5 separate regions of the Homo sapiens genome follow, and all the other regions are linked to region 3. A link is a loop called in an ENCODE intact Hi-C map of the cell type or tissue named here. Cell type or tissue: heart right ventricle. All regions are shown on one strand.

Region 1 (5,000 bases), 85 kb before region 3:
CCTCCTAGGTTCGAGCGATTCTCCTGCCTCAGCCTCCCGAGTAGCTGGGATTACAGATGGGCACCACCACGCCCGGCTAATTTTTGTATTCTTAGTAGAGAAGGGGTTTCACCATGTTGGCTAGGCTGGTCTCGAACTCCTGACCTCAGGTGATCTGCTCACCTTGGCCTCCCAACTGCTGGGATTACAGGCTTGAGCCAATGTTTCCAGCCTCCTCAGTCTTTAGATGCTGAGATTCCCTAGTTTACCTGCAAAGCCTTGGTCTGGTCAAGAAAGGAATAGAATGCCAAGGGAAATGCTAGTTTGAGCTCCTTTAGGCGGCTTCATGGGCCTTCCCATTGTATCCTTATCCCCTGGATCCAAGGGAGCCAGTGCACTCACCAAACCAAAACCCTTTCTTCATTGGCTTTTGGGTGTGACCTGGGATGAAGGAGAGGTGGGCACTAGGGGCAGGGAGTAAAACCGACCAAGGGCAAGTGGCGCCTGCCACTGTCAGAATCAGGGTTGAAGCCGAGAGCTGGGAAGATGACTGCCAATCGTCAGTTTCTGCATCCTCCACAGAACAACCTTCCCAGGGGGTCACATGTCACTGATTGAGTAATAGAGTCCAAAAGAACATGAGAAAATGGGAGAGGCAGATGGGTCTTTGTGAATTTTTTTTTTTCCCAAAACCAAGATGTTAAACTTTGGCCCACTAAGAAATGGGGTATGAAGAGGGACTTGACTGCCATGAAGGGGGAGAAAGAAGAGTTCATCTTATTTGCTGTTTTTCCTTTCTGCTTTTTTTTTTTTTTTTTTTTTTTTTTTTCCCAGTAAGGGCACCAGATAGGCTTCCCATTTGAGGACTGATAAGAATTTGCCTTGGGACACTGAAAAAAAATAACTTTTCAGTGTCACAGGGGAAAATGTATTCTTCCTAGGAAATGGAAAAGGCGTTACTCAGAGTGAGGACACAGGGAGCTACGACTCCCACGCGGGCCTGCACTGCCAGATCCAACAGTGATGGGCAGCCTCCCACCCCTGGGACAGCCTTCTTCTTCCAGGCTGGCTTTGGCCTGACTCACAGATCCAAAAGCCCCTACCTCCACTCGGCAAACAATGCCAGAACAACATCTGCTACCCCTAACCTACTTCCCAAAAGAAATGATTAAAAAGTTAAAGAAACACTTCCATATGGAAGAATCCAATCCCAACAGGTCACCACAAAGATACTTCAAACACAATAAAACAGGAAGAGCTAAAAAAAGCAGAGAAGTTCACAGAACCCACACAATCTTTTATATAAGAAAAAAAAAAGCGACTCTGGTAACTTTACACAGTTCAGAACACCATTTGGCAGTTAAGTATGTCCTTAATCTGCTGAATTTGCTTATTATAGTAAAGGTTTAGAAGAATTTGAGAGCGGTGGCCAAAAATACTGCAATAATCTCTACTCCTAAAGTAAACTTACAAAGTGAATTAACTTCTTCAACTGAAATATTTCAAAGTTGAAAGTGTTTGTCCCCTACCGCCCCCGCCAGAGACTGGCCACAGGGATGACACAGTCACTTAAAATCAGAACCACTTGAGTGGATTTATGGTTATTCATCCAACAAATATTTATGGGGCACCTAACATAACATAAGCCGGGCCCAGGGTTAGTCACTGAGATACAACATTAAGCGTGACATTCGACCTAACTTTGAGTTGCTCACAACACAGAAGGGACGCTGCAGTTCCTAAGTCAGAACCCAGACTAACAATACCCTAGAGCTGTGGGGTACTGGATGAAGCGCTTTACCTCACCGAGCCTTGGTTTCCTCAACTATAAAATGGGATAGAACTATCTTCCTTGCAGGACTGGTGGAAATATTCACAGGCACACCACAAATTCTCCATAACAAGGAGGCTTTCTCTGTCTCTAACACCTTGTGAAATGCTGAAAGGTTTCAGCCAAGAACCTAGTGGACACTTTAAGGCTAGAGGAGAGGGAGTAGATCAGAAACGACCTTTAAGGGGTGAGCGCAAAAAGAAAAAGGAAAAAAAAACAATAAAAACAATCCCACCAACATTCAGTTTAGGTGTACTAGAAACTGTAATTTTCTTCGGAGAGTAACAGACGCAGAGGCTGTTCACATGGAATTTGGCAAATCAAAGGCGAGGGAAGCCTGGCAGGATCTTGGCAGGAGGATCCCTGGGAGCATTTTGTTGCTCCAAGAGGAAGACCTGGGGCCGAGGGCTGTGGGCAAAGCCAAGCGTCTCCTCCTAGAGGCTGCAAGCTGACTTCTTTGGCCACCTCTCTTGGGCCTTAAATTGCTTCCTGAGGTGAGGCCCCCAGCTAATGGTTTATTTACAACGGAAGCAGCACTGACCTGGGAGAACACTGAATCACAGACCCCACATTAGCCAGGAACACCAGTGCTCTCCACCAATAACTTCCCAAGATACGTGAACCTGCAACTGCCTCTATTTACAGACACTGACATGGCTCACGTCCCTGTTCCACTCGGGTGAGGCGATTTAAATAAAGTATAAAAAAGGGAGCCTGGGCAGAAATATCAGGCTTGGAGTTCAGAAAGGATAAAGTTTGTTGTTGTTTTTTTTTGAGATGGAGTCTTGCTCTGTCACCCAGGCTGGAGTGCAATGAGGCAATCTTGGCTCACTGCAACCTCCACCTCCCAGGTTCAAGTGATTCTCCTGCCTCAGCCTCCTGAGTAGCTGGGATTACAGGCACGTGCCACCAAGCCTGGCTAATTTTTGTATTTTTAGTAGAGACAGGGTTTCACCATGTTGGCCAGGCTGGTCTCAAACTCCTGACCTCAAGTGATCTGCCCGCCTTGGCCTCCCAAAGTGCTGGGATTACAGGTGTGAGCCACCACGCCTGGCCAGAAAGGATAAAGTTCTGCTGCTGCCTTTTCTGTGTAACCTTGGGCAAGACTTTTCCTCTCTGGGCAAAATGACATGACACATTCATGCCCCCAAATCTAGCTTTCCCCAAACAAAGTTGTCAGTAACATTAAGACAAACAAACAAAAAATGGATACAGCACCCCTGTGGATGAATGAAATGAAGCCCCAGTACAAAGTACAAAGGATTGTGACTGCGGGGAAGCCAGGCTTGGCATGAACACAGTGCACCTTCCAAACTAGAAAGCCTGTTATGTGAAAACTGGCAAGGCTGCTGCCAGCGTAGCTGGGCTAGAGGTGGGCATAGGTGGGTAAGGTTTCTAGAAAGACCCACAGAGAACAGGAAGAAAGCTTGAAGCTCTCCGTGGGAGGACGCTGACAAAGACCAGGGGAAAGAAGCCTAAGAGAATGCAGGCTGTCTGTTCCGATATTTAATATCCAAGAACTAAAGGCAGAAGAGGTGCAAAAAGCTTAATAGTATTTGTAGTTCAAATTAAAGTGTTCAAAGCCCCGTTATAGAGCAGGGTAATGTATGCAATGACATCTGGGACTGTAATCAGCAAAGTGCTTTCAAGAGCTGCCAAAGCAAACAGCCAAATAACAAATCCACTTTACAGATCATCAATCCGGTCCTGGACTTGCCAAGGTAAATAGTAAAAGGCTGAAGTTTGCTTTGCAAACCAGGGAGCTGGGAGTTTAGCGAGGCCTTGATCCAGAGCAGCACCACTGGGCCAGGGCCTCTGGAGCTGGAGGCGCGAAAGGAAAGCCGACACGCCCTGTATCTGAAAAGTATGGAAAGGGGGCTGGGAGCGAGGGCTCCCCGAGGTGGGGGGCTGGCAGCCCCTTGGGGTGAGGTCTAAAGACAGCTGTCAATCTGGCAGGCAGCCACAGCTGCTAGGCTGGGCGGTACCCTCTCAGGTGCCCACTCTCCAGCTCAGACTCTGGTGCTTTGCGTTTTTGGCCAGATTGGAGTTTATAGATTTCTGAGAAGAAAATACAACCAGAAGCTGCTTTTTCTCCCTTGCTTCCAGTTTCTATGAAAGGCAATTAACTCTCAAAGCCAGAAAGGCAATTCTTTTTTTCTGATTTTTTCTAGAGATGGGGTCTTGCTTTGTTGCCCAGGCTGGTCTTGAACTTCTGGCCTCTAGCGATCCTCCTGCCTCAGCCTCCCATAGTGCTAGGATGAGCCATTGCACCTGGCCCAGAAGAGCATTTCTCAGAGAAGTCAGTCAGCACCCAGAGGAGAAGGCACAGTCCTAGGGAGTGGATGCTCTCCTGCAAAACCTGACTCACAGGGACCCTGACTCCCCGGAGCTCTGAGCTGAGGCAGCTGTAGAAGAGCAGTGGCCAAAGGGCATCTTGGCGTCATTGCTGAGAGTCTTACAACTGGAAAAAAGGCCCAGACCCTTTGATGAGACCCAACAGGCAGAAAATAGTAGTTCTGAGTCAGAGGGGAAGAAGTGCTCCTGCAACATTAGGGACCTTGACTATAGACACATTGCGAGTGTGCCCTGGAAAGGACGATTCAGCATGTTAGGCCAGAGGGGAAAGTCCCCCTCCTAGCCCTGGGAAGGAATCGCTGCTGTGAACGTACAGAGCACACACAAGGCCTGCGGACTTTAGTGGAAGCAGACTTGCCTAAAGGGCAAGGGAACCTAAGGGAAGTTTGCTGAGTCAACTTGGTGAGAAAAAGAAATGGGCTGAAAATGACACCAGGCTGAAAGCTGGGGCAGTGATGTGCCTGAGGAAGAACTCCGGTCTGTTCTGGGTGCCCCTGGGATGACCACAGTGGCCAGGTAACTGAGGTCCTGTGCTCAGGTTCAGGACCTCAGTCAGGTTCAGTCCTCAGGCAGGTTCAGGCTCTCCCCATCCACAGACCAACTTCTGCGAAGGCCAGGTGCAGTAAAGGTCTCTCAGCCTTAGCTACTGGGCCAAGGCCCATCAGTGGGTCAAGCATTTACTGGGCACTAATAAATACCGGTTGCTGTTACAGTGAGCTGTTCCTGTGACACTTAGGTTTCCCAAAAATACAATTCAACATTTGTCGTGGCTCCTTTGCCCTCTTAGGATCTATTATGTGTAAGACATTGGCTCAATGACTGGATACATCGTTTT
Region 2 (5,000 bases), 110 kb after region 3:
CTCAGCCTCCCGAGTAGCTGGGATTACAGGCATGCACCACCACGCCTGACTAATTTTGTATTTTTAGTAGAGATGGGGTTTCTCCATGTTGGTCAGGCTGGTCTTGAACTCCCAACCTCAGGTGACCCGCCCACCTCGGCCTCCCGAAGTGCTGGGATTACAGGCGTGAGCCACGGTGCCCCGCCCCAACTTATACATTTCTAAGGTATGTATCCCCCAAAGCTTTATTGAGAATATAAAAACACCGCTAATTCAGGCAATTAGGGAAATGGCCAGTCTGAAACAAGGAAGCAGGTGAGTTATACTTGAGAACACTTTGAGAAACAGAAATCTATTAGCGCTACTTTGATACAAGAAACACCTGTTGGCCCAGGTACAATGGTGCACACCTGTAATCCCAGCACTTTTGGAGGCCAAGGTGGATAGACTGATTAAGCTCAGGAGTTCAAGACCAGCCTGGCAACCTGGTGAAACCCCCTCTCTACAAAACCAAAACCAAAAATTAGCCAGGTATGGCCGGGTGCGGTGGATCATGCCTGTAATCCCAGCACTTTGGGAGGCTGAGGCGGGCGGATTACCTGAGGTCAGGAGTTTGAGACCAGCCTGACCAACATGGAGAAACCCCGTCTCTACTAAAAATACAAAAAATTAGCTAGGTGTGGTGGTGCGTACCTGTAGTCCCAGGTCCTCAGGAGGCTAAGGCACGAGAATCGCTTGAACCTGAGAGGTGGAGGTTGCAGTGAGCCGAGATCACACCACTGCACTCCAGCTTGGGCAGCAGAGTGAGACTCTGTCTCAAAAAAAAAAATTAGCCAGGCATGGTGGTGTGTGCCTATAGTCCCAACTACTCGGGAGGATGAGGCGGGAGGGTTGCTTGAGCCTGGGAGGTCGAGGCTGCAGTAAGCCATGATCACGCCACTGCACTCCAGCCTGGGCAATAGAGCAAGACCCTGTCTTAAAAAAATTTTTTTTAAATTAAAAAAAGGAAACATCTGCCATTAAAAAAACTAAGTGGGTTTGAAATATTTTCATTTTCTCTAGCAAGTGCATGTTCCCCTCTGAAATATTATTTAAACTACCAATTTGCATAACATTTTACTCACACTTAAAGATCAACCTCAATTCAGCAAAGTCATACATTCTGAATGGATTGTGTTATCACTTACAATCTCATCTTTTTACTCTGATTATGAGAGTCACAAGGAAAGAAAATGAACATCATCAGTGGACCAGCAAAGCCTAGAATTCAAATCTGCCACTCTAGCTCAAGATTCTATCATTTTTACTTTAATTTTAGTTCCATTTTGAAAGCCATGAAAACTACCAATTTGATTAGGTTGTTTTAGATATTTGAGGGTTGTGGGGAGAGGGCAGAAACACTCCTAAGAGCTCAGTCATTTTAAACAGTAAGTATTTCAAAGCAATTTTCAGAGTGACCCAAACTGGTACACAAGTAAGCGACCTTGGCTGGATAGTCGCTTACAGTGGCTCACACCTGTAATCCGAGCACTTTAGGAGGCCGAGGGGGATGGATCCCTGAACCCAGGAGTTCGAGACCAGCCTGGGCAACATGGCAAAACCCTGTCTCTACAAAAAACACCAAAAAAAAAAAAAAATCAGCTGGGTGTAGTGGCTTACACCTGTAATCCCAGCTACTCAGGAGACTGACGTGGGAGGATCACTTCAGCCCAGGAGGTGGAGGTTGCAGTGAGCCGTGATCACATCCCTACATTCCAGCCTGGGCCACAGCGTGAAACTGTCTCAAAAAAAAAAAAACAAAAAACCAGTAAGTAACCTTGTGAACAGTACTGTGTCAGCTATCGGGGGGTAGATGATGCATAGGGGGATGAGTCCTCCCCAGCAAAGCAGAAGAGCTGCAGGGAAAATGACAAAAATAACAACATGGTCCATCAAGAGGATAAAAGGTAATCTCAGATTCCAGGAGTATCTTGGAAGCGGCAATGGAAGGTTTGGCAGTCTCTGCAAACAAGTGGCCTGGGTTGAAATTTGTGAGGGAAGAAAAAAAAATGAAATATGTCTTGTACATGAAGTTCAAATCAAACCTAAAACTTCCTCTGTCCACGCTTGTTAAGAGGACTTTCATATTAAACAGGAACCCCCCAGAGAGGGAAACGATTTCTGGTCATTCTCACTGCAAGACTTAGATTTTCAATTTCTCTTTAATTTTTATATTCTTTTTCAGCTTAAGTAAAAAGGGGAGGGATATTTGTGCTGAACATTTAAGAATAATTTTTTAAAGTAACATTAAATGACACAAGGGTCTGGTGCTGTGCTGTACAGTTCAATGAACTCCTGCACAGATCAGCAAGATGGTTGGAAATGCCTCTCTCCGTCTGTTTTTCATCTCCAAAGTCTGTGTACTCAGTAGAGTGTGAAGAGAGCCTCTCTTCTCCTCAGAACATTCTCCCAATGGTCCTCCCCCAGCCCCCACTCCCTCTCCGTAGCCCCTGCAGCAGAGAACAGGAACTAGAGCAAATGCTTTTGTGAATTAAGAGATCTTGTGAGCGTAAATTTGGTCAGGCTGCTCCTTTCTGCAGGCCAGACCCCGCTGCTGCCCCAGGATGTGAACTGTCAGTTTGCATAGCTGGTGATGAGTTGCAGAACCATCAGCAAAGGTGAAGACGGCAGAAACAAGAAAGATTCAAGACTGGTGGAAATCATTTCACAAGGAAAATTTCAGCCATCAGTGGGAGGAAGCTTTGAAAAATGCTGCCATTTCCGAGTCAGAATGAAGGAAAAATTAAATTACTGCCGGTGAGGCGAGCCAAAGTTGCATCTCCCTCCAGGGAGAGTTTTGATAATGGTAAACATTTGACAGCTGGCCTGGAGTTGTTATCTTGTTCTAACAGTTGTTATGGTCTAAATGAATATTTCTGATAAGGAAACAGAAAGAAAATTTTAAGCACTTTTATATTTTTATGTTTTAAACCTTATGGTGGTGAGCCAAACAGGTTTAGAGCAATTTGTCACTGAGGGCCTACTCAAATGCTATAATGATCTTAATCTGCGAATCTTAGCAGCATCATTATTTCAGTTAATCTACATGAAGTAATTCTTTGAGGTAAATCAACTGACTAAGAAAATATCTTTGACCTTTAGCTTCCTCAGCAACCCGTAAAAACAATTCTGAGAGCTGACTTGAAGAAGTCCAGAAAATAAAGGGTTAACTAAAGCTAACTTAAATACATGCTCAAGAACACGAGAGAAATATTGTATTGTTAAATGACTACTTTTTTGACTATTGAGGATCAACAATCATAAATTTTCAAACTTTCACAGAGATGTTATAAAAAATATTAGGCCAAACATTTCAGAAAGGTAACAGAGATAAAGTAGTCAACATTTTAGGCCTAAAAAGGGCTGCTTACTGGATGTCTAACACTTTTGCATTACCAGAAGATAGAGAATGCTTGGAGGGACACTTCATTATGAAACACTTGCTTAATTCCTATATATAGCATAAGAAAACATCTGTGTGATTGTCTGAAATGTTCCAGGTCTTCACAGGCACTGGATCTGTCATAGTATCTAGACATACACGTAGAAGACTCGGAGGAGATGGTAGGGAGTCACTTGCCTTATATGGATTTGCTGATAGTTGTGTCTTCAGAGAAAGAAATGAAGTCTTCAGGATACTATAACCCTCCTTAAAAAAAAAATCCATGCTCCAAAATTTATTCTGCCTCTGGCATTCCTCTAGGCAGGAGTTTACCAGTGGCAAAAAATAGGGACAACGGCAAAAAAAAGAGTAGAAAGGAGTCAACTGTCCTCCTATGAAATGAACAAAAACTTATAACTTATTTTCAGAACACTTATAGAAAATTTGAGCATTACTTGCCTAAAATGTAATTTGCATAGGTTATGGGAATTTAGTATTTCAGAAAAAAAATTCTTTCTGATTTCATGAATAATCACCATCTACTTGGTGCTTCACACTGAGGATTCAGTCTCTATCCCAAAGCAATGGTAGGACACACTGGCCAATGAAACCAGCACCCCTAATTTGTAGGTGTCCTATCTTTCTGTGACTTATACTTTATTTATTTTATTTTATTTTTTTGAGACAGAGTCTTGCTCTGTCGCCCAGGCTAGAGTGCAGTGGCACAATCTTGGCTCACTACAGCCTCTGCCTCCCAGGTTTCAGTGATTCTCCTGCCTCAGCCTCCCTAGTACCTGGGATTACATGCACACGCCACCATGCCGGGCTAATTTTTGTACTTTTAGTAGAGGCGGGGTCTCGCCATATTGGCCAGCTGGTCTCGAACTCCTGACCTCAGGTGATCCACCCGCCTCAGCCTCCCAAAGTGCTGGGATTACAGGCGTGAGCCACCATGCCTGGCCCACTTATATTTTAGAATGTATTTGCAAGCATTATGTCCTGACCAAAGAAAAATTTTAAAGTCTTTACCTCTATTTTTCTTTAAAAAACAAAATCAGAATATCTACCTTTATTCTACATTTGTGGGAAGTAAAAATTTCATTATTTTTTTCCCCAGGGACCCGGCCCTGCCTTAATATGAAAGTATATAAATTGATATTAAAGTATGGTATTTTGAGAATGTTTCAAAGTAAGGTCAAACTGGTGTTAAAAACCCTACTAGTGAAGGCTAAAATAACAGTCTGGCTGAACAGTCTTAAGTGCAGCTGACTCCAATTACTAAGTACATCCTAGCAATGTTTTTTACTAACAAGAACAATGCAAGCAAGTTGAGTTCAAAAATAAAGTCAAAGAGAACTTACTCATAAGAAAAATTAGATAAATTATCCCAATACTGTAGCTATATGGGCATTTGATAGTTAACTTCTCCTTCAGCACTGAAAAAATTGAGTTCTTTTAATAAATAATCAGAAAGAGAGGTGAGGGAGATTCTAAAAGGGAACAAATGCTAGAAGAAAAAGCTTCTGAGAAAAACCAAGGGAATTTTGGATAAGAAAACATATACATAATCTGACCACTATAAAATCATGGAAACAGTACT
Region 3 (5,000 bases):
ATTGAGATTAATGAAACCAAAGTCCCAAAGAGGAAAATACCAGGAAAAAGAAAGTAGGATGACACAACAGGGCTGTTTCAATGTAACCAGGCAATGTCAGAATTTTAAAAATTTAAAAGGAAAAAGCTAAAATGTTCTCACTGAATTTCTAGTTGGTTTTTCCAGGTAATGGTTTTGTTGTTATTGTATTGTTCTTGGTCAGGATGAACGACTTTTCCAGCAATCATATACTATACTCACTGGGTATTTAAAGCAGTATAAATTTTCTAATCCTTTTTTTTTTTTCTGAGACGGAGTCTCACTCTGTCACCAGGCTGGAGTGCAGTGGCGCAATCTCGGCTCACTGCAACCTCCACCTCCCAGGTTCAAGTGATTCTCTTACCTCAGCCTCCTGAGTAGCTGGGACTACAGGCGCCCACCACCACGCCCAGCTAATTTTTGTATTTTTAGTAGAGAAGGGGTTTCACCATGTTGGCCAGGCTGGTCTCCATCTCTTGACCCTGTGATCCGCCCGCCACGGCCTCCCAAAGTGCCAGGATTACAGGCGTGAGCCACCGCGCCCCGCCATAAATTTTCTAATCTTAAAGTTGATCAAACATTTTAGCAAAACAGGAAAACTGACTTGACACTAGGGCAAAGGAGAGATAAGAACTCAAAGGAAAAAACAATTGAGGCATCAACTAAGAAAGTAATTTTACCTTCTAAATCAGTGAGCCTTGTATTAAGCAAAGAAATGTGCATGTCAGAGTTGTTTAAGCATTCTGAAAGCAAGCCCTCTTTACGGCAGAAGTGTTCTGTGAGGCCTGAAGGGACACTGCTGTGGGTGAGGCAGGAGCAGCCCAGCAGGGTTAAATCTCCTGAAGGTTTTAAATAAAAAACAAACATCCACTTAACTTTTATAGGGGATTGCTCTCTAATAATACCTAAGGAAGGAGGCCGGCTCTCTTGAGTTTTTTCCTCGGGCTTGTCTCCATGCTGACTGAGGAACCAGGTCAAAATGAGGGTTTTAAGTAGGGTCCCAGTGGGCCTGATGTAGAAGAAAGGCTAAAGGAATTTTAGATCTTATGAGTATTATCCTAAGGCTCTTTCTTCTCCAGTTTTCCTTTTATATGTAAATTAGACAAGAGAGCTCTACTCAATTACCAAGTAAGGCTAGCAAGACATAAGGCAAGTCACTTTTTCTTTCTGCGCTTCAGTTTTCCCCCATGTAAACCGTGGAGGCCGAACTGTAATGTATACTTAATCATCTCTAAAGTCTCTTTCAACTAAAACTATACAACAAAAATGGAAAGGCAAAACAAAGCAAAAACAACAATAACATTAAAATCCACCTCTGCACCTCTGTTCCACAGCTGGAATCTGAGCACAGGACTTTATGAAGCACTGGCCCAGAGGCATCCGAGATTCATCTTCCCCTCTACTCAGCTGCCCCTCCTCCAATCCTGGGTCTGACCTTCTACTACCATAGAGCTCATACGCCATGCCTAGGCCGTAGGCCAAGTTCCTGGGACTGCTGATGTAGCAACTGTAGAAATAGTAGTAGCAATAAGACAGATGATAGTATAATGCTAATAATACTATTATTAATGGGAATAGATAACATTATTGAGCCCTTATTCCATACCAGGCACTGTAAATGTTACACATGTTTATTCTATCAATCCTTGTAACTCTGTGAAGCAGACATTGATTATATATATATATATTCTCTCCAACTCCTGACCTCAGGTGATCCGCCTGCCTCGGCCTCCCAAAGTGTTGGGATTACAGGCGTGAGCCACCGGGCCCAGCCCAGGCATTGATATTATCTCCATTTTGTAGACAAGGAAACTGAGACTGAGACATAGAACAGTTAGGCAAGTAGTAGGAACAAATGGTATAGCAACGGGCCGGGCTCAGTGGCTCATGCCTGTAATCCCAGGCCTTTGGGAGGCCGAGGCAAGTGGATCACCTGAGGTCAGGAGTTCGAGACCAGCCTGGTCAACATGGTGGAACCCCATCCCTACTACAAAATACAAAATTAGGCATGGTAGCACATGCCTGTGATCCCAGCTACTTAGGAGGCTGAGGCAGGAGAATAGCTGGAACCCAGGAGGTGGAGGTTGCAGTGAGCTGAGATCACACCACTGCACTCCAGCCTGGGCAACAGAGTAAGACTCCATCTCAAAAAAAAAAAAAAAATGTATAGGAACAGATTACTGGACAGCTTTCTAGAGTCAAAATCCAAGGAAGAAAGGGCAGCTTAGCCCAGTGAGGTAGAAGCCAGTGTGTTTAGCAGACTAAGAGCTGACAGATATGGATTCCACAATTGGTTCTATCACTATGGTTGTAAGCAGGTCAATGTCCTTGTCTATAAGCAGAGGGCAGAGGATGAGATAACCTTTAAGGCCCTTTTCACCTCTGCCACTCTACATGAGGAACCATGTTCCATAAGGACTCAAGGACTCAGCAACTGTTTAATTCCCAGGCTTTTTTTTTTTTTAAGTCCTTCACTTCTATTTTAAAAACTTGCATGTTCCCGTGGCCCTGGAATGCCTGCCTCCGGCCCCTCTGGAGCCCTGGGTTATGTGAAAGCAGCCGTGCCAAGCTGGCCCATGGGCGGGGCTGAGTCTTCCTGGCTGGCTTGTGACATGTTCTTGACGTACTGTGTGGTCAAGAAGCTGGAACTGGGGGGGCTGAACAAGGGCCAAGCCTTGCACTTCAGCTTCCTGACCTGGCAGCCATTCAGAGAGACCCTGCTAAGTGCTATTTCCTAAATACACTCTCTTTTCATAACAATCTTACCACATTGCTTTCCTTTACAAGCGCTCTTAAAAAAGAGAACTGGACTCCTTCTGGTTAATCTACACAGACTACATTTGGAAACCATCAGAAACTGAACTCTAAACAAAACGTTATTAATGTGTTGTAATCTGCCCTCTATGTTGCAGATGAAAAGAAAATGTTTTATAGTTTTGGAGCATACGTTTTAATTGCCTTTTAAGAGTGCATATACTTTTAGTACTTCGTGTTATAAAACTGTAGTATCTGTTTCTTGATAACTGTTGAGTGATCTCAGCTATTTTTATTAGTTTTTTTCTTTATCCTTTTCTCTCTTTTTCTTCTAAACTGCCACCCGTGTAAAGTTCCTTGAGATCAAGCTTGATAGAAGGCTCACATATTTGGGATCTTCATTATAAAGAGCTTCTTTACAACCTCCACCTCACTATAAAACACTTGTTCCTGAAAATGAGTTCTATAAACAAAGATGGAGTGGGTAGCTTTGTCTAATAATCCAGTATAGCTGGGAACCTAGCAGTCTAGCCTTTTCCCAGTTGCTATTGCTTTTTTATGGGGGCCAGATTATCTGCAGAGATCTGATGTTCTTGCTACTTTTCTCAACTGTACAGCCTTGTCCCAAGAGACCAACATATCAGTCATCAACCCAGAGGTCTCAAGGGCAGCATCTTGGATGGACCAGGATCCAGTCTTTCTTTTCTTTTTTTTTTTTTTGAGGTGGAGTTTCGCTCTTGTTGCCCAGGCTGGAGTGGAATGGCGCAATCTCGGCTCACTGCAACCTCTGCATCCCGCGTTCAAGTGATTCTCCTGCCTCAGCCTCCCTAGTAGTTGGGATTATAGGCGCCCGCCACCAGGCCCGGCTAATTTTTTGTATTTTTAGTAGAGACGGGGTTTCGCCATATTGGCCAGGATGGTCTCAAACTCTGACCTCAGGTGATCCGCCCGCCTCAGCCTCCCAGAGTGCTGGGATTACAGGCATGAGCCACCACACCCAGCCCAGTCTTTTTTTCAGCAAGGAATCCCAAATTCATTAGAATCAGGCCTTGAGTTAACAGACTCTCCACCAGCTTATCATCAGCCTGACAAATACTGTCTGGGACACCAGGCTGAGGCCTCCAATGTCTCACCTTCCAGCTGGGCAAGCACTGCCCAATTCTTGCACCAGTGATGTAAGACTGGCTCACAGGAAATGAAATGACCTTTCTGAATGAAGGGTTTCCTGGGGGCAGGGCTGGAGGGATGAGGGTGTTTCACCATCTGAATTCTTGGGGAGGAGGAAGTAGTAGAATTAGACACTGGTCTCCCAAGGGGTCCATAGTCTTAAGACCTCCCGCTCATGTGAAGTACCACAAAGGCACCCACAAGTCATAAAACCTTTCTGAGATTGTCTAATGTAGGATAATGTTCAAAAACCAGACTGATAGAGTCCTTGGGCCAGAAGGGCCCCATAAAGATTACCTGGTTGATCACTCGTTTTCAGGTGAGGAAGCTGAAGCCAAGGTGGGCAGTAACTCGCCCAAGGTCTCAGTCTACAAGTATCCAGAGCTCAGCTTAAAAAAGCCTGGTTTCTAGGTCACATACTCACAGCATGTACATGGGTTAGTAAAGGAGAGATCACTGAAAAGAATGCCTTTTAGCTGTCCGAAAACGGGAGACTGTGCCCCTTAATTTCAGTTTCTTTTTAGAGATAATCATCTTCCTTATCTCAAACATTAACTCAAATGTTTCTTATGATGTCTCCAGTGCTTCCCTAATGCCTTCATGACTCACTGGATATTACGGCTTGATACAGCACAGAGCAGTGCTCAGTTACAACCTTGGTTTCTAAAGCAACTCTTTAAAATGAAAAACAAGCCTTCTCTGGGTCCTCTTTCCATCTCGTACAATATATTGAAAATCCTTTCAATGGCTTAGCAGGTCCTATTTTCACAACATGTCAGAACTCACAAGTGTATGAAGAAGCCGTTGTTTATAAATCTTCTCATGTTTAAAATTACCAGGATTGGTAATTAGGTTTTCTTCCCTATCCTCCCTTTGGTAACCTTTTACTTCATATTTAGCACATTGCTGAGGGGGATAAACGATCTAGGAACACTGAGGTCTTATGTTTGTCAAATCATATGCAGACAATTATGAAGGCAAAGCTCTCTACTGGGCCCAGGGTATGAACTTTCCTTAAACTTCCACCAGACAAACCCAGGGCAAGGGGCCTGGTGTCTTCG
Region 4 (5,000 bases), 43 kb after region 3:
TATTTTAAAATTATTTGAGCTTCAAGGCTGGGCGTGGTGGCCCTCACTAGTTATCTCAGTGCTTTGGGAGGCTGAGGATGGAGGATCACTTCAGCCCAGGAGTTCGAGGCTGCAGTGAGCTATGATTACACTGCTGCACTCCAGCCTGGGTGACAGACGGAGACGCTATTTCTGAAAATAAATACGTAAATAAAAATAAAACTATTTGAGCTTCAAAATAGGATATCCTTCCAGTAGAACAGATCTTTTCATAGGTATGCTTTTTGTATAATCCTTAAGGAGCAACAAGTTGAGGATATAAATCTGTAAAGACCAGAATATTCCTATTTTGTTTTACAAATGACAGAAAACAATCGTGTACCAGTTCTTTCTAACATTAGCTGCTTTGTTTCTCCTCATAGCCTTACAGAAAAGATTATTTGCAACTCTTCACATCCTTACAAAATATTCAGACTCTTCAATGAAACAAGTTTCCCACATTGTAGAAACACCCACACAGCAAACTGCAACAGTGAATGAAATGGATTATAGTCAGATCTTTGACGATATTAACTTTATGCTAAGGCCCTGCCCTGGTGGGCAGCTTGCTCTCCAAGTCTATGCCTGAAATATTTTACCCAGTAAACATACTCTGGACCTTCAGATGAGCTGTTGAGCGGTTATTTGAAGCATAACACTTCATGTGTGGGAACAGACTGGTGTAAGTACAATGATGGTTCCTTGGCTGTAATGTCAGTGGCATTTTTTTTTTTTTTTTATGGAGAAATGACCTGGATGCAAACATAAGAAGTTCAGTCTAATGATGCATAATTCCTACTAGACCAATGCAAATCTGCAACACCAGCCTCAGGAGAGCCTGTCTGCCTTTCTCGGCCACCTCTGCTGTTGTAGACAGTGCTTTTTTCAGCCAACAGCTCTTAGGTGGAGCAACACTCACTTTAAATCAGCTTTCAAAGAGCTACTCATCCAAGGGAGGTCAACTCAAAAGGGCTCAAATTGGGCAGCTGGGAAATCTGCACTAGAGACATGACAAAAGAAGTCAAAAGGGACACAGTGGGAGAATGACTGTCAAAGAGGCTGGAGTCTCTGGATGTTTAAACCTGTGTTTGAAAAGTCTTACAGATCACAAATACAGTCAGTAAGGAAGCACAACCCCTTGGTGGCCAACTGGATTATCATCTGAACACACCAGACAATGATTACTGATTACAGAGTGGGGAAAGGGAAGCAGAGGTGGTTCCAACCTTTTTTGGGAGAATTTTAACGTCATTCCATTTCTTCTGAATAACTGAGCATGCCTCCAAACATTACTATCTGCAACTGCCTTTTCTCCCCCGTGCCTCAGGCCTTTTCTCCTGTCCCCCACCCAGCGCTGGGACCCTAGCTTGGGGAAGACTATGGGACCCTAGCTTAGGGAAGCCTTTGGCTCATCATCTCTGTGGGTATGGATTAAGCTGACCTCAGATAGATTGGTGATAGACTCTTTTCAGACTCTATCTGAAAAGACTGCTGAATGAGGTTTATACATGCCTTTGTTTCCCCATGATAACCCCTAGGTATCTGCAAAAAAGAAAAATGTCCGTGAAAAGCGGCTTCTCTGGTTTTGTCTGTCTGCAGCACAACTGGCTATGAGATGGGATAGAGAGTGTGCTCGTAGTTGAAAAGGTCCCTTCCTTCTCTCCCCTCATTCATGTATGTTATTACTCAGTTAGGGAAACACTTTGTGATCCTATTTAATAGTTACCTCTAAAATTACCTCTGCCAAGCAGTTCACTATTACTGACAACACAAGGCCATTCTTAGCACCTGGTCACAGAGCAATTTCAGTGACAGTTCCTACATGAAAACTTAGTGAATCTCAGGCTTTTACTGATGTTATCTTACTCTTACCCACTAGGCATGAGCTGGGAAAGAAATTCAGAACCCTTACTTCTTACTGCTGGCTCTCTCTTTCAAGTCTTGTCTCCAATATTTACTCCTTTAGGAGTTCTGGATATCATCTCATAAACTATAAAGGTAAATTTCTAAAGGGTTCCAAAGGAAGCCTGCCTTCAGAGTTAACAAGCCACTGTATTAGAAAAATTGTGAATTTCCTTTGTATACAACAGGATCAAACCCACCAGGTTACTTCACCCCTCAGGAGATAAGTTACTCCTGTGCATGACAGGATGACATTAACATCCACCACAGTGATGATGTGAGCACATATCAGGTCAATAGGTGCCAATAATTCTGAGATATGGATAAATTTTAATCTTCTTCCAATTCTATATTTTTTGTGAAATCTGACACAGTCCCTCTACAACTGATGGAATCAACTCCCAAATGTGGTGAACTTCGTGTCTAATTAAAGCACTCTGCAGAACTTCCCTGCGTGGGCTGAAGACTGGACCACATTCAACTGGGTTTCTGTTCAGCCTCTTTAAGAAGCAGTGGCAGCAGCTCCCCTACAAAATGATCCAGGGAAGCCACCTAAAAGGGTGGGTGATCTTCATAAATGGACAGGAAACAGAAAAGACGAATATTGGGCGGATGACAGATCCCTTAACTGGCCTTCAAGATACAAGCTGTTCTATTAAACATAGGGCCATTATGCTGGCCGGCCATCCACTTTAAACCCCAGAGTGATTAAAATGCTGGCAGGAAATGAAAGCTCTCTATTGAAGGTCCTTCCCTGAGGTCCTAATTTCAAACCAAATTTTACAGCACCGCACAGGAACAAAGGAAGCCCAGTCTTCCAAGTCTTCTTTTTGTCACTTTGGACAAAGACACCCCCTCATATTCCTCAAAGAACAATGGTCTCTGTACAGCCACAGCCACGCCAAGAATGGGCACAAACCATACAGAAACACATTTTAAAAATACATTTTACACTGCCCTTGACATTTCGGATAAATAGAAACCACTGCACTGAAATTCCAAATATTTCATCCTTTCCCTCCTCCCCTTGCCTTTATAATGAGAATTTTCCTATTCTCCCAATCTACTTGATCTTTGACATTTTGGCCTCTGTGAATGGAGGACACAGTAGAGTAGTCAAATACATTAATTATTCAGATAATTGCATTTTATTAAAATAATCACTGTAACCAAGACAATCACGATTTTCAGCAACAGAAGAGGACAGCAAGTTTGCCTACAAATCTTTTTAAATTGAAACGGCTCTAGAGTCATTCCTACTCCACAGTCCACTGTAAGCAAGCCAGGGAAAAGACGTTATCAGAACAAGATTTTTTTTTTTTTTTCACTAGCTGTTGTTTCGGGGTGGCCTTTTTTTTTTCTTCTTCTTCAGCAAAAACAGCTTTTATGTTTTTACTGAACCATTTCAGATTCACTCTTCCACACAGTGGATGTTTACTTGGATTTGGCAGGCTGAGAACAGCTGGTTGTTTGCTAACAAATGGAACATGAGACCATATGTTTCAACATTTAAGCAATTTTGAACCAACCAGAGGTATAATTCTGAGTGTCTTTTGCTGAAACTGTACATTAAATACCCAAAGGATCTGAGCTACACAAGAGATACAGGCCCTCCTTTTTTTTTTTTTTTCCTTTTTAGCACTTTTCTCTTAGCAACAAAACCACTCTACACCACTTATATCATAGACTTGCACTGCAAGTTTGCAGAGAGCACCAGCGAGCTGACAAGGGCTCTACTGCAGGGGCAGCTGTATTTTAAACAGGAAAAGACAGCTAAGCAGACCTTTTCCTTCTAATTCTGTTTGGGAACAAAATGTGTCTGAGGCTCTCTCTAGGGAGCATCAACAACATGGATACCTGCTTTCTTCATAGAAGCGTGGACCTAGTAGCTTTAAAAGAGAGTCTCTGATATTAGCATTTGGGATGACCACGTGCTTTGTTTCTCCCTCTCTCTTTTCAGAACATCCTCAAATTAAGCTGAGCTAATGAGATTCGAGTTAAACTCAAGCTGTTATGGACAAGAAATGTCCACAACAGAAGAAAAACTCTCAGTTTTTTAACGACACTTACTAGCACATTTCATTTCTTCGGTGCTTCAAGATTAATCATTAATAATGTTAGAAAATGAAACTATGGATTTAAAGTCAGGCTGAGTCAGAGCTTAGCAAGGCTTTAACAGAACATCAAGAAGAAAATTCTCTGGTCCCTGGGAGGAGAAGAGTCCCGCTTTAGACAAAATGAAACACAGTGAAAAGTCAAATATATGAGTAGACAATACAATAACTAAAATACCAAGCCCAGGAAAGTGGAATAGGAAGTTACTAGTCTCTGGAAAGTTCATGAAACCTTCCCATCCTGAATTTAGATTTGAAATACTAAGTAGAAATCAATAAATTTTTTATAAGCCACTTTCTAAAATATTAAATAAGTTACTAAGATATAATAAAAAAGGGTATGTGATCAACATTATCTCCTAAGTTTTTTGTTATTTCCATATAAAAGACTAATAGTAATTTTCCCCTCTAATTCTATTTAAAAGCAAGAATCTGACTGAGAATTTTGCAAAGCCAATGTTTTTAGCCATGTTACTAATAAGATCTCAGCAAAAACAGAAAAATTATTCCTACCCACCACTTCTCACTAAGCAACACACAAATATATATGTACCTTATTTCTCTTAGTTTAAATCTCACAACTCTAAGAAAACTGAAAAATGGGCACTCTGTGAGCATATTTCTTTGAGCCATGTAAGAGGGCGGATTTTCTCCTCTGGATTCTAAAGCAACATAGAAATTTGGGTGGGAGGCTAAGAAGCAGATATATTCAAGTTTCTAAGATGCTAACCACTGCACAAGGAAATATGTATAAAGATGTTCACTGCAGTTTTGTTTGTAAATGCAAAAAAAGTTAGACAACATCCATAGGGAAGCCATCAACTAGATGATAATACCTTCACAGAATAGAATGCCATGGGAAACAGCTTGGTGATTAGGAGCACAGCTTCAGGAGCCAGGGCATCTTGGTTTGAATCTAGTCATGCATTCACTGTCTTTGTAACCTTGGACACATTTGGGATCTTT
Region 5 (5,000 bases), 72 kb before region 3:
TCTTCTCTCCCCATTCTTTCCTAAGGAAACCCCTAGACCAAACACCTCTTCTGTGCTGAAGACCCATAGATCTGACTGTAGATTTAACATCTTCAAATCCACTGGAAATGTAATGTATCCAAGCCTCCTCCTCCATGTGACTAGGAGCTCTTAGTGAATGACATCAAATGAGTGAAGTAAGCCAGAAAACTGGGGAGCATCCTTAACATCTCTTCCTCTCCACCCACCCATGTCCACTCCGTAACAAAGCCCTGTGGAATCTACCTCCTAAATAACACTCATTACTGTCCACTTCTATTTGCTACTGGGCCAGCCTAATCCATTCCATCATGTTCTACTCGACTTCTCTAACAGTCTCCTGTCTTCCACAGTAAGGTCAGAGTGATCTTTTCAAAACTCACCCTCTGCTGAAAACATGCTTCTCATTTAGGATAAAACTAAAGTCCACATGAGCAGCAAGACCCCACAGTCACCCCAGGCTATTGTCCCGCTTAGGTGCTGAGCTCCAGCCACCCAGGCCCTCTTTCAACTCCTTAAGCATTTCTTTTTCCTCTTCCCCTCTTACTCCCTTTGCTGATTTATCTCACCCATTAGAGCCAAGCTTAAATGGGACCTCCTTAGGGAAACTCTCCCTGCATACCCTTTTCAGATGCTCTCATACCACATGGAATTTTTCCTTCATTATACTTCACACAATTTGTAATTATGTTAATTTGTGAGATTATCTGATTAATGTCTTTTCCCCTCCTAGACCACAAACTTCACAAGCTCCACTGTGTCCGGGCAGTGCGCATTTAATAGCACACACAGTTAGCATTTATAGAGATTTGATGGATGCCAAACAAATGAATGGTGGGTGCTTAGTAATGTATGACAACACGATTTTTCACTCTGTTCTCTGCCGAGGCTTCCCTGCAGTATATATTAGCCAGATTTAATCTGGATACAGATACAGTGAGTCTCTAGTGAGAGAAACATTCAGCATGACTGGGTCCCAGATGACTGTCCCCAGGGACCACCCTATCCTGTTTATCTTGCCACCAAGACCAGGAAAAATGGAGACACTCATTTCAAAAACACCTCCCTAAAAAAGCCCCTGCTTTGTGGAGTTGGCCCATCTCTCTCCTGCTGGTCATCATCAGGCCTGTTACTCCTGGAAGCCAGCCAGTTATTCTTTGAAAACGGGGCCCTGTCACTTTAAGATTTTAGTCCCTTGCTTGGGCCATATATCAATGCTCCCTGCGGCAGTGGCTGTGCTGCCTGCTGTTCAAATTTGTCCAATTAGACACAGCCCCATGGGGTGGAATTCAGTGTGAAATGTGCCTGCCACTGACCAAGAATGAATTGGTATGGAAAGCCCTCAGGGAGAGCCAGTGCAGGTCTTCCCAGGAAAGGCTCACCACCCTCCAGGCAGTGCCCATATCCCTGGAGCAGAGGGTCACCCTGCAAGCCCTGTGAGCCCTAATAACTGTTCAGGGCAGGGTGGGGAGAGGCCACGCCGAGTATGTGCAGGACAGGATGGAGGTTGAGAATCAGGCCCCACAGATATGAAAAGGTCAGGGCGCTATTTGTACGGTTGTTAGTTACTTGCAATGGTCTCTATCAGCCACACAAGTGCGATTCTGTCACTTCATAATGTAAGTTAAATGCTAACTGTGTAACAGCCTGTGGTCCTGTTGTGGTCCACAGAGACACAGAGTCAAACATTCAAAAAATTCCCATCAGCAACTCATTTGGCAGTGGAGGGAGCGGGGTTTTAAAGCCCAGGCTAACTGTGCATGGTGGGATGGCCTCTAGTGGAAATGGTTTTAAGAGAAGAATTTTCAGTGTCTCTAACAAAAACATCTCCTTTGCAAGAACTCTCTAACTTAATTTTTAAACTGTTTCCTCTTTCTCCTCTAGCAGCTCAAACTTTTCTTCTAAAACTCTTAGAAGTCTTCGAAGGTTAGACTTTTGAACATGGAGAAATTTCAGAGATCACACAGTCTACATCTTCTTTTTTGTTTCTTCTTTTTTTTTTTTTTTCATAGAGATGAGGTCTCACTAGGTTGCCCAGGCTGGTCTTGAACTCCTGAGCTCAACTGATCCTCCCGCCTTCTGAGATTATAGAAGTGAGCTACCGTGCCTGGCTGGATACCATTTTATAAACAAGGCAAATGAGATGAGGGAGAGGAAATGACTCAGCCAAGGTCAAACAGCTAGTGGCTGGCAGGGCTGGACGCCAGGCTGCTGACCCCAGGCCCAGCCCTTACTTTACTGTCATTCAGTGCTGCCTTCCTTTTGGAGGCGATTTCAGTTTGATTTTTTAACACACAGCCAACCCGGGGTCAGGATATATATAGATATACCATAGTCAGGATATACTAGAACTGGGATTAAACGCACACAAATATTACATGTACATATATTAATACTACCACACATACTCGGGGCAGCCTCTCCCTGCCCTGCCCTGACAGTGATCAGCCTTGCAGGGGTCAAATGGGTGAATCTCTGCCTTAGTCTAATCCTAGTTCTAGTATCCTCTGTGTGATCACCTCACATATTAGCTCTAGGCTTCAGTTTCATCAATGTGTATGATAAAGGAGGTAGGGTCTCTCCCGCCTCTAATTCACTCACTGATTGAAACATTTCTCGAGTGCTTAGCATATGTCTGGCACTGGGGATACAGAGAATCAGAAGGATGGGGTCCCTGCCTCTGGAGGAGTTTGCAGCCTGATGGGAAGAGTCCCAGTATGTCCCATGTGCTAAGTGATCTAGCAGAGGGTTACAAGAGCACACTGAGAACACAGAGGAAGGCGGCTCCAGCCAAAGAAGTGTGAGGATTCCAGCTGGAAATCCCCAAACATCTCACAGACACTAACAGTTCTTACCTCGTCTCCCGCCCAACCTTTGACAATGAGCTATCATTTTCCTCCAGGAAGAATGTGCAAACAAGAAGGGAAGAAGCGTCTGGGAAAGACGAGAAACACGGAGCCAAGGAACCCACACAGGGGCCAGGGGGCCATGGATAAGCCAGGGCTGCCTGCTTCTGCTGGATCACTTACCAGCAGCTGAGCACCGCAGCAGGCCACTGACCTCCTGGGGACTAGGCACCACGGTGATGAATGGTCCCTGAATCCTTGGAGGGAAGTGGCCTATTAAGGAAACAGAGGCTCAACTTTTGACAGAGATGCCATATGGAGGAAGGAACTGGAGACCCTTGGTCACCAATTTCTCCCCAAATTCACCAACCCCCTCCACACTCCCGAGTTTATAATTTTGAGAACAGCTAAGATATTTCTCAAAGCATTTTTACATTATCAACAACTTTTCTCTTCCATATCAATCCTCCCAGGTAGGAGAAATTAGCTTCAGTTCACAGAGTAGAAAACCAAATCCTAAGTCCGTTCAGGGCCACTCCTGTGATTATACAGCTTACCAGGGAGGGTCAAAGCTGAGACTAGAACCCGGGGCTGGAACTCCCTTATGCTAACTGCTCACTGCACTACTTATTTCCATGTTGTAGCTGAGTGCTCCACATAAATTCATATTCAACCAGTGAGATTTCAGAGGAGAAGAATAATCAGAACGGGTTATAAATGAGTCCTTCCCCCTGGGGAAGTTTGGGCTCTAGACAAAAGTCTTCTCATTTTTAAAAGCCTCCCCTTTGTGAAATGAACAATCTGGCCCGTGGTCATCAGCTGCCTAAAAGATGGCTGGGTTACAGCGAATTCCCCGTGTGATGCTAAATCCATGTGACCATTCTCCTTTTTCTTTCATTTTTTTTTTAAACCAACTGCTTAGCAGCTCAATCAAATTAACTGTGGCACTTTCAAAAGGCATCAAAATAGCCACAACACGCCTTTAAAAAAAAAGGAAGGCGCCTTGTTTTCAGAAAAAGATATAAAGTCCTCACCCCAGGGTGCTCAAACAGATTCTTATTCCATGACGATTTGCCCCTGTCTCCCAGAGGACCCCCCACCACCTCTCTCTCTCTCTCTCTCTCTCTGTCTCTCTCTCTCTCTCTCTCTCTCTGTCTCTCTCTCTCTCTCTCTCTCTCTCTCTCTCTCTGTCTCTCTCTCTCAAGAGAGGCTTAAAAATATCAACACCAATGAGACTATACTTTTGGCTTACTTCTGCCAAATTTTATTTTCAGCTTTGGGTAACTGGGAGTTCTTTATTGTCAAGGACAAAAAAACAAGAGGCTGGAAAAACCTCATTAAAAAACCAACTAACACAACTCACTTGTTTGAAATGAAGAGAAGGCAGGAGAAAGGGAGGAAAAAGGAAAGAGGGGTGGGAGGGAGAGTGAGGCCATGTTCTTGGCTGTGCCTCAGAGGCGAAGAAATGTCACAGCCCAATAGTGGCTGAGTTACAATCTCACTTCTTAGAGGAGGGCGGAAGGCTTGGAGGGATGGGTGTAACCCTGGCAGGCAATGCTGGTCCTCACCAAGGGTGAGGGGAGAAAACAATTCTTTCTGATCTTAAAAACTGCTCAGTTTGACAGGTCCCCTAAAACAGTCTCCCAGAGCCTAGCCCCTTCCTTCAGAGCAGGTCCCCTGCATTTGAGCAAAGCACCTTTACACATGAGGTCACTCACGCCTCCCAATACTAATCTGAGGAAATAAGTGGGGCCGGGTGTGGTGGCTCACACCTGTAATCTCAGCACTTTGGGAGGCTGAGGCAGGCAGATCACCTGAGGTTGGGAGTTCGAGACCAGCCTGACCAACATGGAGAAACCCTGTCTCTACTAAAAATACAAAAAGTAGCCAGGCGTGGTGGTGCATGCCTGTAATCCCAGCTACTCGGGAGGCTGAGGCAGGAGAATTGCTTGAACCTGGGAGGCGGAAGTTGCGGTGAGCTGAGATTGTGCCACTGCACTCCAGCCTGGGCAACAAGAGGGAAACTCCGTCTCAAAAAAAACAAACAAACAAACAAACAAAAAACGGGATAGGTGTTAGTATCCACAATTTACTTAAAAAGGAACTAAGCTGAAGCTCAGAGATCAATAACTTGCC

Evidence for each region. A loop is a pair of places that touch in the nucleus more often than their neighbours do. Peaks named below come from ENCODE experiments on the same cell type or tissue, not always from the same donor. Only the 100,000 strongest peaks of a DNase experiment are listed, where the experiment ranks them.
Region 1: it touches region 3 in a loop (2.9-fold over the local background); 7 of 110 quality-filtered maps call a loop at or near these places.
Region 2: a loop joins it to region 3, with 2.1 times the contacts of the local background. A loop is called at or near these places in 4 of 110 quality-filtered maps.
Region 4: a loop joins it to region 3, with 2.1 times the contacts of the local background. A loop is called at or near these places in 14 of 110 quality-filtered maps.
Region 5: a loop joins it to region 3, with 2.2 times the contacts of the local background. A loop is called at or near these places in 11 of 110 quality-filtered maps.

The regions. Positions count from the first base shown.
Region 1 is chr17:61,334,697-61,339,696 of GRCh38, reverse strand. All of the region lies in intron 22 of BCAS3 (BCAS3 microtubule associated cell migration factor), which reads right to left. Among named protein-coding and RNA genes, the nearest start is that of TBX2-AS1, 62 kb to the left of the region's middle. RefSeq lists a silencer at 2,895-3,189. In heart right ventricle, no CTCF peak of the experiment used is centred here; no DNase peak of the experiment used is centred here; H3K27ac peaks cover 3,424 bases.
Region 2 is chr17:61,142,890-61,147,889 of GRCh38, reverse strand. The region is part of intron 22 of BCAS3 (BCAS3 microtubule associated cell migration factor); the gene reads right to left. Among named protein-coding and RNA genes, the nearest start is that of BCAS3-AS1, 9.4 kb to the right of the region's middle. In heart right ventricle, no CTCF peak of the experiment used is centred here; a DNase peak (open chromatin) is centred at 2,507; H3K27ac peaks cover 2,166 bases.
Region 3 is chr17:61,250,063-61,255,062 of GRCh38, reverse strand. All of the region lies in intron 22 of BCAS3 (BCAS3 microtubule associated cell migration factor), which reads right to left. Among named protein-coding and RNA genes, the nearest start is that of BCAS3-AS1, 120 kb to the right of the region's middle. In heart right ventricle, no CTCF peak of the experiment used is centred here; DNase peaks (open chromatin) are centred at 1,462, 2,622 and 3,968; H3K4me3 peaks cover 284 bases; H3K27ac peaks cover 4,642 bases.
Region 4 is chr17:61,207,428-61,212,427 of GRCh38, reverse strand. All of the region lies in intron 22 of BCAS3 (BCAS3 microtubule associated cell migration factor), which reads right to left. Among named protein-coding and RNA genes, the nearest start is that of BCAS3-AS1, 74 kb to the right of the region's middle. In heart right ventricle, no CTCF peak of the experiment used is centred here; a DNase peak (open chromatin) is centred at 2,527; H3K4me3 peaks cover 1,613 bases; H3K27ac peaks cover 3,700 bases.
Region 5 is chr17:61,321,848-61,326,847 of GRCh38, reverse strand. All of the region lies in intron 22 of BCAS3 (BCAS3 microtubule associated cell migration factor), which reads right to left. Among named protein-coding and RNA genes, the nearest start is that of TBX2-AS1, 75 kb to the left of the region's middle. In heart right ventricle, no CTCF peak of the experiment used is centred here; a DNase peak (open chromatin) is centred at 2,807; H3K27ac peaks cover 4,613 bases.